Regions from separate parts of the Homo sapiens genome. Here region 2 is linked to region 1. The links are chromatin contacts, found by Hi-C or POLR2A ChIA-PET in ENCODE. All regions are on one chromosome and are shown on one strand. The core of a region is the stretch at or near the end of the contact, and the rest is flanking DNA. Distances in the headings are between cores, read along the strand shown. Region 1 has its middle 19 kb from the start of HLA-DOB. Region 2 overlaps BRD2 (bromodomain containing 2).

What was found. A loop is a pair of places that touch in the nucleus more often than their neighbours do. ChIA-PET counts read pairs that join two places held with the same protein, here RNA polymerase II (POLR2A). Pooled maps may share reads with other maps.
Region 2: a loop to region 1 is called in a pooled map, with 3 times the contacts of the local background. The contact joins two enhancer-like sites. A Hi-C loop is called at or near these places in 2 of 50 pooled maps. POLR2A ChIA-PET finds 5 or more read pairs at or near these places in 5 of 52 experiments (CD4-positive, alpha-beta T cell, H1, K562 and 2 more).

The regions. Positions count from the first base shown.
Region 1 is chr6:32,794,567-32,801,570 of GRCh38, forward strand. No RefSeq gene overlaps it. Among named protein-coding and RNA genes, the nearest start is that of HLA-DOB, 19 kb to the right of the region's middle. RefSeq lists an enhancer at 113-257 and a cis regulatory region at 185. Within about 2 kb of position 2,870, at least 5 of the 41 ENCODE cell types and tissues checked have a DNase peak (open chromatin) inside an H3K27ac peak, as active enhancers do.
Region 2 is chr6:32,978,813-32,985,757 of GRCh38, forward strand. It overlaps BRD2 (bromodomain containing 2), which reads left to right. Exons shown (of 13, transcript NM_005104.4): 11 at 1,016-1,320; 12 at 1,530-1,652; 13 at 1,770-2,689. The coding sequence ends at 1,906. Among named protein-coding and RNA genes, the nearest start is that of BRD2, 14 kb to the left of the region's middle. Within about 2 kb of position 5,424, at least 5 of the 41 ENCODE cell types and tissues checked have a DNase peak (open chromatin) inside an H3K27ac peak, as active enhancers do.

The DNA.
Region 1 (7,004 bases), core at 1,620-4,119:
TCATCCTCATAATATGAGGTTGTATGCAGACAGTGCCTCCTGGTATCAAGAAGCCATGTGAGTTACACCACAGAGGAGAGGAAGTTAGGGGTTTCAAATATTTCAAAGAATAAGGAAGCTAAGTCATACTCAGAAGTTAACAAGAACTTTGGGGAGAGAGGAAGTCAAAATACAGAAATGCATTCAAAAAAAAGTTTAGGATGTAGAGGAGGATGGGATCACCATGAGACAGCCGTCCAATGCCCATGATAGTTCCTGTTACAGTAAGCCACATCTTCAGATAGAGAGAGAAAAGGCCACATGTATACTTACCTTGTATGAATGAGCACTGTTGTTTGATGAATTCCATCTCTTCCCCTCTTTTCAGTCCCTTCATCCTCATTGTAATAACAAGACTGCTGGTGATGTGGCCATGCAGAGCTCTTGTCCCTCATGTTCTTTCCACCTCGATCTTTCACTTTTCTCTATTTCTGCTTCTCCTGGTCCTACCTGGGCTCTCCCCAAGGGCTGCTCCTCACCGGGCAGCTAGTTACACGGCCACCACCACCCTGCCATCTACACAGAGGCCCTCCATCTCTCTGTGACCATTTTGATGAGATCTCTTTTTTTCATGGCATCCATCTTGGCAGTAGCAAGTTCATAGCCCAGAGTAAGAGGATTACCTGTTGGGATGCACAAAGGAATTTAAACCCCATTGAAATTTGTGACCCAAATCATTGTTTATGCTTAACAGAAATAGCAGCAATAAGATCGATTGAGGAATTATCTCACGTACTAAAACAGAAGACCTATCATTTTGTGGGAGGTAGTAGCCATGAATCCAAATCAAGCCTAGTAGTAGTACATTCCCCAGCGTGCTCAGAATATGCATAGAGAGTTTAAATCAAGGCGTAAGAGTTTCCAACCCTTCTATCTGTATGGCCAAGCCCCATTCATGTTAGTGCTGGAAGCATTCTTCCTGTATCTCATTGGTTTCTCGGGTACTTTTTCTCAATGTCTCCATTTAAAAACGTTTATATAGAGTTCTGGTTTCTGCTTGGGGATGCAGAGAACTGGAAACAATGATGCTTCCTTGCAACATGAAAGAAATCACACAAATTGCAAGGTCGCAATTTTTTTCAACCCATCACAGAGCTGGGATTGAGCTTCCAACTAGCTTGAAATCTAGGAAAGTTGTTGCCTGAGTGCTTGCTTACCTAAGGCAGGTACAGCTGGGCACTGGTAAGAAGAATTTAGCTGGAATCATTTAAAAATTGACTGAGGTCAAATGTGGGCTGGAAAGAGTACAGAGCCCCAGGGGCTCACGAGTATAGGGCGGTTCACACCTTCTTGCAAGCTTCGTATCCGGGAATGCCAGTGGGTGTTCACAAATAAAAAATGGGAGAGTCCTGAGAAGGCATTCCGCATGCTTTTCAAGGAAAAGAATAAATAGAAGTTAAAGGCTTTATACATCGATGTGCATCAAATGAGTTAATTAACAGAATATAAGGGAAGCAAAGACTTTACTATCTCATGTTGAGAGCAGACTACATACTCAAACCCTATTTCGTCTGTTTTTTGTTTGTTTGTTTGTTTGTTTGTTTGTTTTGAGATGGAGTCTTGCTTTGTCGCCCAGGCTGCAGTGCAGTGGTGCGATCTCCTCTCACTGCAACCTCCGCCTCCCCATTAGCAGGGATTACAGTCGCACACCACCACACCCGGCTAATTTTTTTTTTGTATTTTTAGTAGAGAAGGAGTTTCACCATGTTGGCCAGGCTGGTCTCGAACTCCTGACCTCATGTGATCTGCCTGCCTCGGCTTCCCAAAGTGCTGGAATACACGTGTGGGCCACTGCGCCCAGCCTCCTCCGTTAATCTATTATCATTCTTCTCTAATATTCTCAAACTTACTTAATTCATTAACGTGATATATGTTGACATCTCATTAAATATGTCTCTATTTATGACATACTCAACAACATGTGTGTAGTGTTATAAAATTTTAATTTATTTTATAAATATTTAACACTAACTGAGTGCCAGGCATTCTTCTATGCACTTAAATAGCAGACAGGCATGGTGGCCGACACCTGTAACCCCAGCACTTTAGGAGGCCGAGGCAGGAAGATCACTTGAGCCCAGAAGTTCAAGACCCTGTGGTTTCAGAGGCTGAGGTGGGAAGACCACTGGAGCCCAGGAGGTCAAGACTGCAGCGAGCCATTATTGCACCACTGCACTCCAGCCTGTGGGACAGAGGGAGTGAGACCCTGTCTCAGATGAAAGAAAGACAGAGAGAGAGAGAGGCATAGAGATGCATATGCACACAACGATTACATCGTAGGGCTGTTTAAATTACTCATTCTGGCTGGGGGTCTGTGCTCTAAACCACTATTGGTACGCTATTTCTGTGTGGCTGGTCTGGAAAGCTTCACACCACCCCCCTCTCCCTTCCCTGAATTTCCATATTCCCCCCAACCCTCATTATCCCTTTCAGAGTCTCGCAGGTTGAGGTGATGTGAGAGAGGAAGCAGAAGCGAAGGTTACGCGAGGAAAGCCCCTCGTTAAACTTGGGATTTTCACGGGGACTCAGTCCAGAGGAAGTTGAGAAAACCAACTTAAATTACGGTCTCGATCGCCATCTGGCGGTGGAAGTCCACATTACATCCGCGGAGCAATGGCTGGGAACGTTGCATAATAGAGCGGGGCTCAAATTCCAAATTAAGTTTCTGAATTTTTTCCATCTGGAATTTTATTTGATGATTAGTCTAGCATCGTAATGGTGTCCTTCGTGTTGACGTGAAAACCCAGTCTTCCTTCAGTTCATTTCCCGTTTATTAGGGATGCAAAACTCCAGCCACAGGTGACCTACGACTCTGACTCCTTCCCCACCTACTTTACCCTCCCCTCCCCCAGTACATTCTGGGGCTAAACCCTAAGAGGTACCCATGCATCGCTGGGCCGATGATGAAAATGAAGAAGTCTTCTGATGAAGCGAGACCCCGGAAGTGCAGCTTCAGGCAAAATCCTGAGCGAATTCTTTGCTGCCAGGACAGTCCATAGGCTCTTACTCTTAGAAATTACGTAAGCATGAGCAGTCAACGCTGAAAAGCAGAGAATGTGGTTTTCTGGCGGACTCCAGAGGGAGACCAGGAAATCCTCTCACTTACAATCCATCAAGAGTAGTTCCTCCAAATTGAGTACAAAGTCTCTAAAGGCCAGCAGAGACAAGTAAGGACTTGTAGTGAGCTGCAGCTCACCACCCGGATCAGAACATAAAAGACAGGAGACCTCACGGCCTGGAGACCCACTAGAGCAAAATCTGCCATCCCAGGCAGGGAGGAGAATCAGGCGGAGGCCTGACATGGTGAGGCCTTGCTCCAAGTGGAGAAGGTGCATAAACTTAACAACTTTGTTATTGCCCTGAGGATGTGATGTGGCAAAGGGGACAAGGATTGGATAGATTGTCTTACTGATGGAAGTTGGTAACAAACAAGGCAAATCAAAAAAGAAGCCATGAGATCCAGGGAACTGCTGTACAGGGGACATGGCTGCATAATATTAGTATAGTAACTCATTATGCACTTGTGTGGCAGACAGTGGCTGAATTCTGGAGACGGAAAATATTAATAAGACACGGAGTCCTGCTTACCACCCAGGAGACATATTAGCAAACAAAGGGGCACAGCAGAAATGTGTGTAAAATTAGGACATTGAAGTCACAAACAATTAGGAAAATTTTCTAGTGGAAATGACATTCAAGCTGATCGAGGGTATATGGAGAATGGCTTCCAAGTCTAACAAAGCATGAGCGGCTTGGACACTTGGACAGGCTTCGAGGGAAGTGAAAGTCTTTCGGAATTGGTAAAATGGGTGGGTGACAGATGAAGCAGAGGGCTAGGGATGGATGCCTCACACACCAGGCTAAGGACTTGGGTCTTTGATCTGCAGTCAGTAGGACCAGTATGCAGACTGATAGTAAGGGAAGGGTCATGGGCAGCTTCACGTTTTAGAAAGACTACTCTGATGGGAAGAGTGGGTTAGAGGAGCATAAAATTGAAAGCAGAGAAAGCAGCGTGGGTAACTGTTAGAGTAACACAGACCAGACATGATGGGGCTCGAATTAAAGTAGGATCAGGGATCTAGAGAGAGGGTCAGAGACATGTGAGGGAGCAGATGCAACATGATGTGTCGTCATCCATTGTATATGGGAGAGAGGAGAAGGCGAGAGCAGAAGATGCTTGGGAGACCAAGTGGTTAGTAATTCCAGTCATCAAGAAAGGACAGTTTAAGAGAACATTCCATATTAGACATTTTGTATTTGTAGGGCCTGTGGGTCATCCAGATGAAACTTTACTCTGTGTGGTAGATGGAATAATGCCCCCAACTGCCACCCCTGAAAGATCTGAATCTATGAAACCTGTGAATCTGTTACCTTACATGGCAAAAGGGACTTTGCATTAGTGATTAGATTAAGGATCTTGAGATGGGGAGATTATTCTGGATTAGCCAAGTGGTCCTGATATAATTACATGGGTCCTTCTAAGTGAAAGAAAGAGGCAAGAGAATAGAAGGAGATGTGATATTAGAAGCAAAAATCAGAGGAAAGTGATTGCTGGAAGGGGGCTACAAGCCGAGGAATGCAGCTGGTCGCTGCAAGCTGGAAGAGGCAAAAAACAGATTATCCGCTAAAGCCTTCAGAAGGGGAACACAGACAAGCTAACACCTTGATTAGCCCTGTACAAGTGTTAAAAGAAAAACTTTGAACAAATGAAATTTATTTTGATTTATTTGAGCAAAGCACAATTCATGAATTGGGCAGCATCCAGGACCAGAAGAGGTACAGAGAGCTCCACTGAGCAATAGGGGCAGGCAATATTTATAGAGAGAAAAAGGAAGTGGTATACAGAAGCAGCTTGTTTACAGCTCAGTATTTGCCTTATTTGATCATGGTCTGATCAGTTGGCAACCTGTGATTGCCTGAAGCTTGGCTGCTGTGTTTGCCTGAGACTCAGCTATTTATTACAAGAATATGCTCTTAAGTTAGGGTACAATTTTCTTACACATTAAGTTAGATTTCAGTATACTACGTAGGAATTCAAAGTACAGAGGCCGCTTTAAGCCAAATTTAATTTAATTTAACAGGACCCATTTTAGGCTTATAATTTCCAGAACTGTCCAACAATAAATTTTTGTTGTTTTAAAACACTAAATTGTGGTAATTTGTTACAGCACCAATAGGAAACTAATATATCCTGTAATCACGAAGCAATATAGCTCAAACCTCAGGCTTGGGGACCATATGGATTTGAGTTCTTATCATAGCTCCATCGCTTCCTACCCATATGAACTTGCGTGTCTTAATTAACCTCCCTAAGCCTCCACTTTCTCATTTGTAAAATGGGACTATCTACTAGAATTTCTGTCTGGAAAGAGGAATGGGGAGGCAGTGTGGTCAGCTGTTTTGCATAACAAGCCCTGTAGAAATACAGATGCTCCTTGACTTCAGGTGGGTTTGTGTCCTGATAAACTGCAAGTTGAAAATGCATTCAATACCCCTAACCTATCAAACATCATAGTTTAGCCCAGCCTACCCTCAACATGCTCAGAACACTTACATTAGCGTGGCTGACTGGGAGCTGTGGCTCACTACTGCTGCTCAGCGTCAGGTGAGAGTGTTATACCACATATCACTAGCCCAGAGAAAGACTGACATTTCAAATTTGAAGTACATTTCTTCCAGAATGTGTACTGCTTTCACGCCATCACAGCTGAACAATCTTAAGTGGAACCATCATAAGTCAGGAACCATCTGTATTTGATGTTTTAAACCATGTCATGTATAACTTTTTTAAAAAAAAGATAAAATAATTTTAAATATTAAAATAGGAAAATTTTAAAAAGAAAAAAGACATTTTTTTCTTTTCTTTTTCTTTTCTTTTTTTTTTTTTTTAGGCAGAGTCTTGCTCTGTCACCCAGGCTGGAGTGCAGTGACATGATCTTGGCTCACTGCAGGCTCCACCTCCTGGGTTCACACCATTCTCCTGCCTCAGCCTCCCGTGTAGCTGGGACTACAGGCACCTACCACCATGCCCAGCTAATTTTTCATATTTTTTAGTAGAGACAGGGTTTCACTGTGTTAGCCAGGATGGTCTCGATCTCCTGACCTCGTGATCTGCTCACCTCAGCCTCCCAAAGTGCTGGGATTATAGGCGTGAGCCACATTTTTTATTTTCTAAAATGAAAATGTTGATATTTAATTTTTAATCCCCTTCAAAAAAGCAACTACTCTGTTTATGAGATTTATAGAGAATTCCATATAGTTAATACTAAATACATTCCTACATCAGAATTTGTTTAATACAAAATCAATTATTTAGGTTAAAATGTTAACACTCTTCCGCTAAATTACCACTGCAATTGTGTAACTTCAAAATGCTCAGGATATTGTCAACAGAGGAAATAGAAATTGATCTTCTAGCACAATAGTCAAACAAAATTGACTATACAAGATTTTGGATGCTTGTTACACTGTTGACTCAAAACAATTCTAAACAACTCAATGTACTTGATGGACAGAATGTACTAAGAAACCAACAAAAGCAATTCATTTCTTACTTAGCTACATAAGCTAAGTAAGAAAATCGCAAATGCTGACATCCAAGGAAGCTTTCCAAGCATAGAAATAAACTCTGATAGATTATTTCAGATCCAGGATATTTGGAAAATAAATCAGATTGCCTTTTTGGATAATTCCTAAAGAATCACACAATTATGACTTTTGAATCCTTTATTAATGGAGGTTACAGCAGCCTAAATAACTTGAAAAGTGGGGTTGGCTCTCAAATAACATGGAGGGTTTGTTTTAGAGGAAACATGTAACACGACAGGACTCCAGAAGCACGTGCTTTAAGGTATAAGGACATGTACCCCTGGTGACAGAGGATGTATAAATATTGTGAGTCCAAATATATAGGCCACTTGTTTAAGAAAAAAAGACATTAGGAGTATAAAAAGGAATCAAATGTA
Region 2 (6,945 bases), core at 4,174-6,673, 190 kb after region 1:
CCCTGGCTTTGGGAGTCAGGGTGTTTCACAGCTACTCTGACAGTGAACTCAAAGTAGCCATAAACTAGAAACATGAAGATGGCTGTGTTCCAAAAAGACTTTATTTGCAAAGACACGTGGCGATCAGATTTGTTCTCTGGGCCATATAGTTTGCCTGTTGCTCTAAATCAATGAGTCTAGACTTGTTTTTCATGGCGTAGTAGTTTTTGGTTTTTTGGTGTGGTTTTGTGTTTTGTTTTTTTTTGTTAGTTTGTTTTTTGTTTTGTTTTTTTTAAAGACTCCAGGCTGGAGTGCAGTGGCGTGATCTCGGCTTACTGCAACCTCCACTTCTCGGGTTCAAGCGATTCTCCTGCCTCAGCCTCCCAAGTAGCCAGGATTACAGGCATGCGCCACCACGCCCAGCTAATTTTTGTATTTTTAGTGCGCAGCTAGTTTATGTAGTTTTAGTGGAGACGGGGTTTCGCCATGTTGGGCAGGCTGGTCTTGAACTCCTGACCTCAAGTGATCTGCCCGCCTTGGCCTCCCAAAGTGCTGGGATTACAAATCTGAGCCACTGCAGCTGGCCCATGGTGTAGTTTGGTAGTGTTTAAGGGAGCAGAAAGACCCATGTCAGTATACCTAAACAGGTATACCTTGTTTTATTGTGCTTCACTTTACGGAGTTTTTTTTAGATACTACTTTTTTTTTTAGTTGAAGATTTGTGACAACCCTGTGTGGAGCAAGTCTTTCAACAGTTTTTCCAACATGTTTGTGTGTCACATTTTTAGTAATATTTTTTCATTAAGGTATGTACGTACATTGTCTTTTTAAAGACATGTTATTGCCTACTTACAGTCGAGCAAAATGCTCTGTTTCACTATACAGTGTCCCAGTAGCCCACCTCTTACTTGGCCATTGAATGGAAAAACAGAAGCTCCACTCTGGGCAGGAAATAGGATCACTGAATTATAACAGTGGGAACATACTGGAAGAGGTTAATGAAGCTTCTTTTGCTGACAACTCTTTTTGCCCTTAGGCTCCCCAAAAAGGCCACAAAGACAGCCCCACCTGCCCTGCCTACAGGTTATGATTCAGAGGAGGAGGAAGAGAGCAGGCCCATGAGTTACGATGAGAAGCGGCAGCTGAGCCTGGACATCAACAAATTACCTGGGGAGAAGCTGGGCCGAGTTGTGCATATAATCCAAGCCAGGGAGCCCTCTTTACGTGATTCAAACCCAGAAGAGATTGAGATTGATTTTGAAACACTCAAGCCATCCACACTTAGAGAGCTTGAGCGCTATGTCCTTTCCTGCCTACGTAAGAAACCCCGGAAGCCCTACAGTACGTATGAAATGAGGTTCATCTCATGGTTCTGAGGACAGTTGAGGAAAGATGGTGGGGTCTGTTTGCATTCAGGATTGTCAGCTCCCAGGATAATGGGATGTGTTGGTTGGCAGCTGACGTTCAAGAAGGGAACTTGGGAACCTTAGGGGCCCATAATAAGATGCTTGGGGCAATCTTAATGTATCCTGATAAATTTCTTTCATTAGCCATTAAGAAGCCTGTGGGAAAGACAAAGGAGGAACTGGCTTTGGAGAAAAAGCGGGAATTAGAAAAGCGGTTACAAGATGTCAGCGGACAGCTCAATTCTACTAAAAAGCCCCCCAAGAAAGGTGAGTATATACTTTCATGCCACTACAGATTGACTCCATCCTGCCTTCTTGACTGTCTTTTATTGACAAATGAAGATTCAGACTTGAACGTCTTTAACTTTCGAATTTGTTCTGCAGCGAATGAGAAAACAGAGTCATCCTCTGCACAGCAAGTAGCAGTGTCACGCCTTAGCGCTTCCAGCTCCAGCTCAGATTCCAGCTCCTCCTCTTCCTCGTCGTCGTCTTCAGACACCAGTGATTCAGACTCAGGCTAAGGGGTCAGGCCAGATGGGGCAGGAAGGCTCCGCAGGACCGGACCCCTAGACCACCCTGCCCCACCTGCCCCTTCCCCCTTTGCTGTGACACTTCTTCATCTCACCCCCCCCCGCCCCCCTCTAGGAGAGCTGGCTCTGCAGTGGGGGAGGGATGCAGGGACATTTACTGAAGGAGGGACATGGACAAAACAACATTGAATTCCCAGCCCCATTGGGGAGTGATCTCTTGGACACAGAGCCCCCATTCAAAATGGGGCAGGGCAAGGGTGGGAGTGTGCAAAGCCCTGATCTGGAGTTACCTGAGGCCACAGCTGCCCTATTCACTTCTAAGGGCCCTGTTTTGAGATTGTTTGTTCTAATTTATTTTAAGCTAGGTAAGGCTGGGGGGAGGGTGGGGCCGTGGTCCCCTCAGCCTCCATGGGGAGGGAAGAAGGGGGAGCTCTTTTTTTACGTTGATTTTTTTTTTTCTACTCTGTTTTCCCTTTTTCCTTCCGCTCCATTTGGGGCCCTGGGGGTTTCAGTCATCTCCCCATTTGGTCCCCTGGACTGTCTTTGTTGATTCTAACTTGTAAATAAAGAAAATATTATTCAAGTTTTGAGTTACCTTAATATTTGCTTTTGTAGTGTTTCAAAAGGAACATCATAAGAATTGTCTTGATAATTTTGAGGGAAATATTACTGCAGTGAGAAAAGGCAATAGCTAACCTATAATTGGATTGTCTTAATTTTTAAACCAGTAGGCTTTTGCTGTGTTTTTAATAAAGTAAATATGACTTTTGTAAATTGAGTCCTTAGAAGTAATCTTTAGGTCTACAATTTGCTCTTGTTTAAATGAAAAATAGTACTGTGGCTCATTCATGCTTTAACCAAGAACTCAAAATTTTGAGGTAGGCTTTAGGTTTTTCCCTGTGGCACTGGATGTGTGAATTTTCTCCTGAGCAGACTTAAAATATGAGAAAAGGGTGGGAGGTAGCCGAACATAAGTACTTTATGCATTGAGTTTATTGCCTTTTAAAAGGAAATTGGCCTGTAATCCCAGCACTTTGGGAGGCCGAGGCGGGCAGATCACGAGGTCAGGAGATCGAGACCATGGTGAAACCCTGTCTACTAAAAAAAAATTAGCTGGGCGAGGTGGCGGGTACCTGTAGTCCCAGCTACTCGGGAGGCTGAGGCAGCAGAATGGCGTGAACTCGGGAGGCGGGGTTCAGTGAGCCGAGATCGCGCCACTGCACTCCAGCCTGGGTGGTAGACACTCCGTCTCAAAAAAAAAAGTAATTGGGCCTACTACATTGTTAAACATTGTTAAATTTTGCTGCCATGGTCACACACAAATTTACAGATAGTTTATTAGTAGAATACTAAAGAGTATTCCAACGATTAAATCACAAAACTGTGCTTTCTGCATACCCCCTTGTCTTGCTAAGGGGAGAGAAGGGTTGTATAAAAAGTTTAGGGGGTTGGGATGTGTGCATTCTGGAATTTGGGGCTTTAATACTGGAAAAGTGAGACATTTGCTTAGTATAGTGTACCATAGTAGGAAACCTGGATAGAGACGTGGAAATTAGAATCAGGAATGTAGTAAAGCAAATGGTTTATTTTGCTGTAAATGACACCACAAACTAAGTGTAGGGCAACACCACAAACTAAATGTAGGAAGCAATAAATTTTACTAGTGATGCTCAGCCCTCTTTAGGAATTCCGGCTAAACTGGGGCTTGAGCAACAATTTTCAAAAGCTCGGGAGATGGTAATAAAAAATTAGGTTTGTGAACCACCTGCTACTGTTTGCCAAGCACTTAGAGGGAAACAAACCCTTGTTTGGGCTTTCTTGCTAACTTGTGTGCACCAGTGAAAGCTCTTGAGCTCCCTTTGAGCTCTGGTTCCCTTTTGAGAATAACAGATGTTGAGGATTCGTAAGTACTTAATAGACACGCGTTGGGCAATAGGTGATGAGATACAAATTAAAGTTCTGAAAATCGGAGTAAATAGATTTAAGCTAAGTGCATGTCTATGTCAAGGATTACATCTCATTTCAGAGGGAATTGAAGGATTTAGTTGGATTAGTTTTGGGACAAAATATAGAATATTTTGTCTGACTGCAGCCCCTTCTGCTCATGTACTTTTAAGGTTTGTTTTCTGTAGTTCGGAAAAATAAAAGTTTCAACCTGACATTGGAGGCCCCTGAGTACTTAATTCCCTGTAAATGGAACCCAGACCGCCCTAAATGCTTTAAGAGAGAGAAGGGCTGGCTGACACAGGGGCTTCAGACCTGCCTTAAACCAATTGGACTAGTCTCTTAATTGACTTTAGTTTGAACTTATTTCAAGCCTGTCTCACTTAGGGATTGTAATTGTTTCAGGAGTTTGGTTGAGTTCCATCTTGGTTGCCAAAGGACTTTATTCCAAAATAGCAGTCTCCAGCACAACTCAAAGGACTAGTGGAGTCCTGTGGGCATTATTTCCCCCTATGCTCCTCTCAGCTCTTGGAATCATGGGTTCTATTGCTGCTGCTTTTTCCCTCTCCCCTCATGCTGCCATTTACTGCCTTTTATTGCGTCCATAGGAAGCCTTTTGTTGGGTTGTGGGGGAAGGTGAGAGTCGGTCTTATTTACTCAGTCACACATTTATTGAGTTCCCTTGATTGCCTTTTCAGCAAACTGTTAGGCCTGTAGACCTGGACGTTGCCAAGCCAGAGGGTATAAGGTGAAGATAAGACAAGGTCTTATCATGGAGTTTGCTTAGCACGAATAGGGTGCAATTATTAACCATCATGGTGTGGTAATTATACTGATTGAATCCAAGATATAGGCATGACTTGGTCTTCACAGACCATCCTTATTGTGCACCCATATGTGGACCCCAGTTCCAGCCTGCCTGTAACCTTCCCCAAAGTCCTGCTCTTAGGTTCACTCGGGACTACCTTGATTGGAAGGCCCTGCTTCCATGAGTGACCAGCATGAAGGACTCCCAGGACAAGGACCAGAGGTGACTGGTGTTACTCTGGGGCTTAGTGCAAGACTGGAGGAAGATTTTCCTGAGCAATTAGAGAGTGGCTGTAATGGAGAGCTGGGAAGGAGATGTGGGAATGGTAGCATGGAACTAATGTGTTGTCACCATGATTTCATTTTTTCCTGGGTCATCACCCTAAAGATACTCACAAAATCCCACTAGCTGGTCTCCAGCACTGAATGAGACGACAGCTTCTTGCTCTCAATTTATATTCTAGGATCGGGGAAAGGGGCAGCATTAGACAACTAGTCACACGATTTTTAACAAAAATAAGTAATTCTAACAGGACAATGTGCAGAGGTCTAGCAAGAATTTAGAAAAGAGGGTTCTCTGGTCTAAGCTGAGAGCTATTCAGATATCTCAGAACGATGAGTTCCTTCCTGTTTGTAAGGGGTGGATGGGTGGGAGCAGGGAGTAGTGAACATTGCCAGCAGAAGAAACAGCAACTGAGAAGGTAACTAGGTGATGCTGAAGCAGCAAGGATGAAGGTGAGTGCTTTGAGATGCTTTGAATTTACATCTCAAAGACTAATAGCTAACATTTATTGAGCACTTACTGTGTCCCATGCACTGTGCTAAATAAAAACTTACCCTGTAAACTCATTTGGTCCTCACTATAATCCTGTGAGGTACATCTTGTCTGCATTTAACAGATAAAGAAATGAGGCACAGAGAGATTAGTCAATTTGCCCAACATCACCACATTGTCAGTGAGCACTGGAGGTGGGTTTTGAAACCAGGCGATCTGGCTTCAGGGTCCACATTTATAACTACTGCACTAGACTTCCAGTGCTGTGGGCCAGTAGGGAGCTAGGAGATAGACATGCTTTAAGGAAATTGCACTAGGGACAATCATGTTAGGGTTGGTGGGGTGTTGAGAGTGGATAGTTTAGAAAGCAATTGCAGCAGTTAATCCCAGCCAGTGAGAATAGTGGTGTAGAAGAGAAAGGCAGCAATGTAGATGAAGAAATGTAGATAGATTTGAGAGCTATGTAGGAGTTAAAATAGATGGGACTTATTCTCAAAAGGTTCTTGTCTCCACACGTTAAAGGAACAGCAGAGCACACGTGCACTTGCAGACATACAGCTCTCAGAGTCCCTAGCACAGAGCTTTCCAATAGTGGAAGCTTGATATTTTGTTGACTAAAGGAGTGCCACCTGGCTGACTGGCAGATTTGAATGGAGCTCCCTCCAGCATGGCTTGCCGAAGGGGCAGGGGTTCTGAGGCTCTTGTAGACTGCCACTGAAGGTATTTGGCGCCACCTGTTGGGCGTGTTACCCACGATTGCCTCCTGAATCTATTGTCATTTTTGTGTCCTGCCCCCGAGGTTAGGTGGTTCTTCCCTTCTTACTTTCCTAAACTTCAACTCTTAAAATGTGAGCCTTCATTTTTATGACCCAGAGGGTCACAAAAGAAGGAGATTAGGCCTTTTTAGTCCTTATCTCCCTTTACCTCTGAAGCATCCCATGGGGCTTCCCTAGCATTTTATTTTATATTGATTTATTTATTTATTTTTAAGAAAGAGGATTTCTGTCACCCAGGCTGGAGTGCAGTGGTGTGATCATAGCTCACTGTAGCTTCGACCTTCTGGGCTCAAGTAATGCTCTTGCCTCAGCCTCCTGAGTAGCTGGGATTACAGGCATGAGCCACCGCACCCTGCATCTCCTGACTTCTTTGACTTGACACCACTTGTTCCTAGCTCTCATACTTTTCAGACAGCCATTTCTTAGTCTGCTTCTTTAAAGTCTCTGCCTCTGCCTCCCATAATATATTGTCCGTTATGACACCTTTCTTTGTCCTCTTTTTATTTGCACAGTATTTTTAAGCAAGTTTACCCATTCCTCTGGAGGCACCTCCCACCCATAAAATCTGTGTCTCTGTTTAGACCTTGTATTAGTCCATTCTCACATGGCTATGAGGAAATACCTGAGACTAGGTGATTTATAAAGGAAAGAGGTTTAATTGACTCACAGTTCTGCATGGCTGGGGAGGCCTCAGGAAACTTACAATCATGGCGGAAGACACCTCTTCA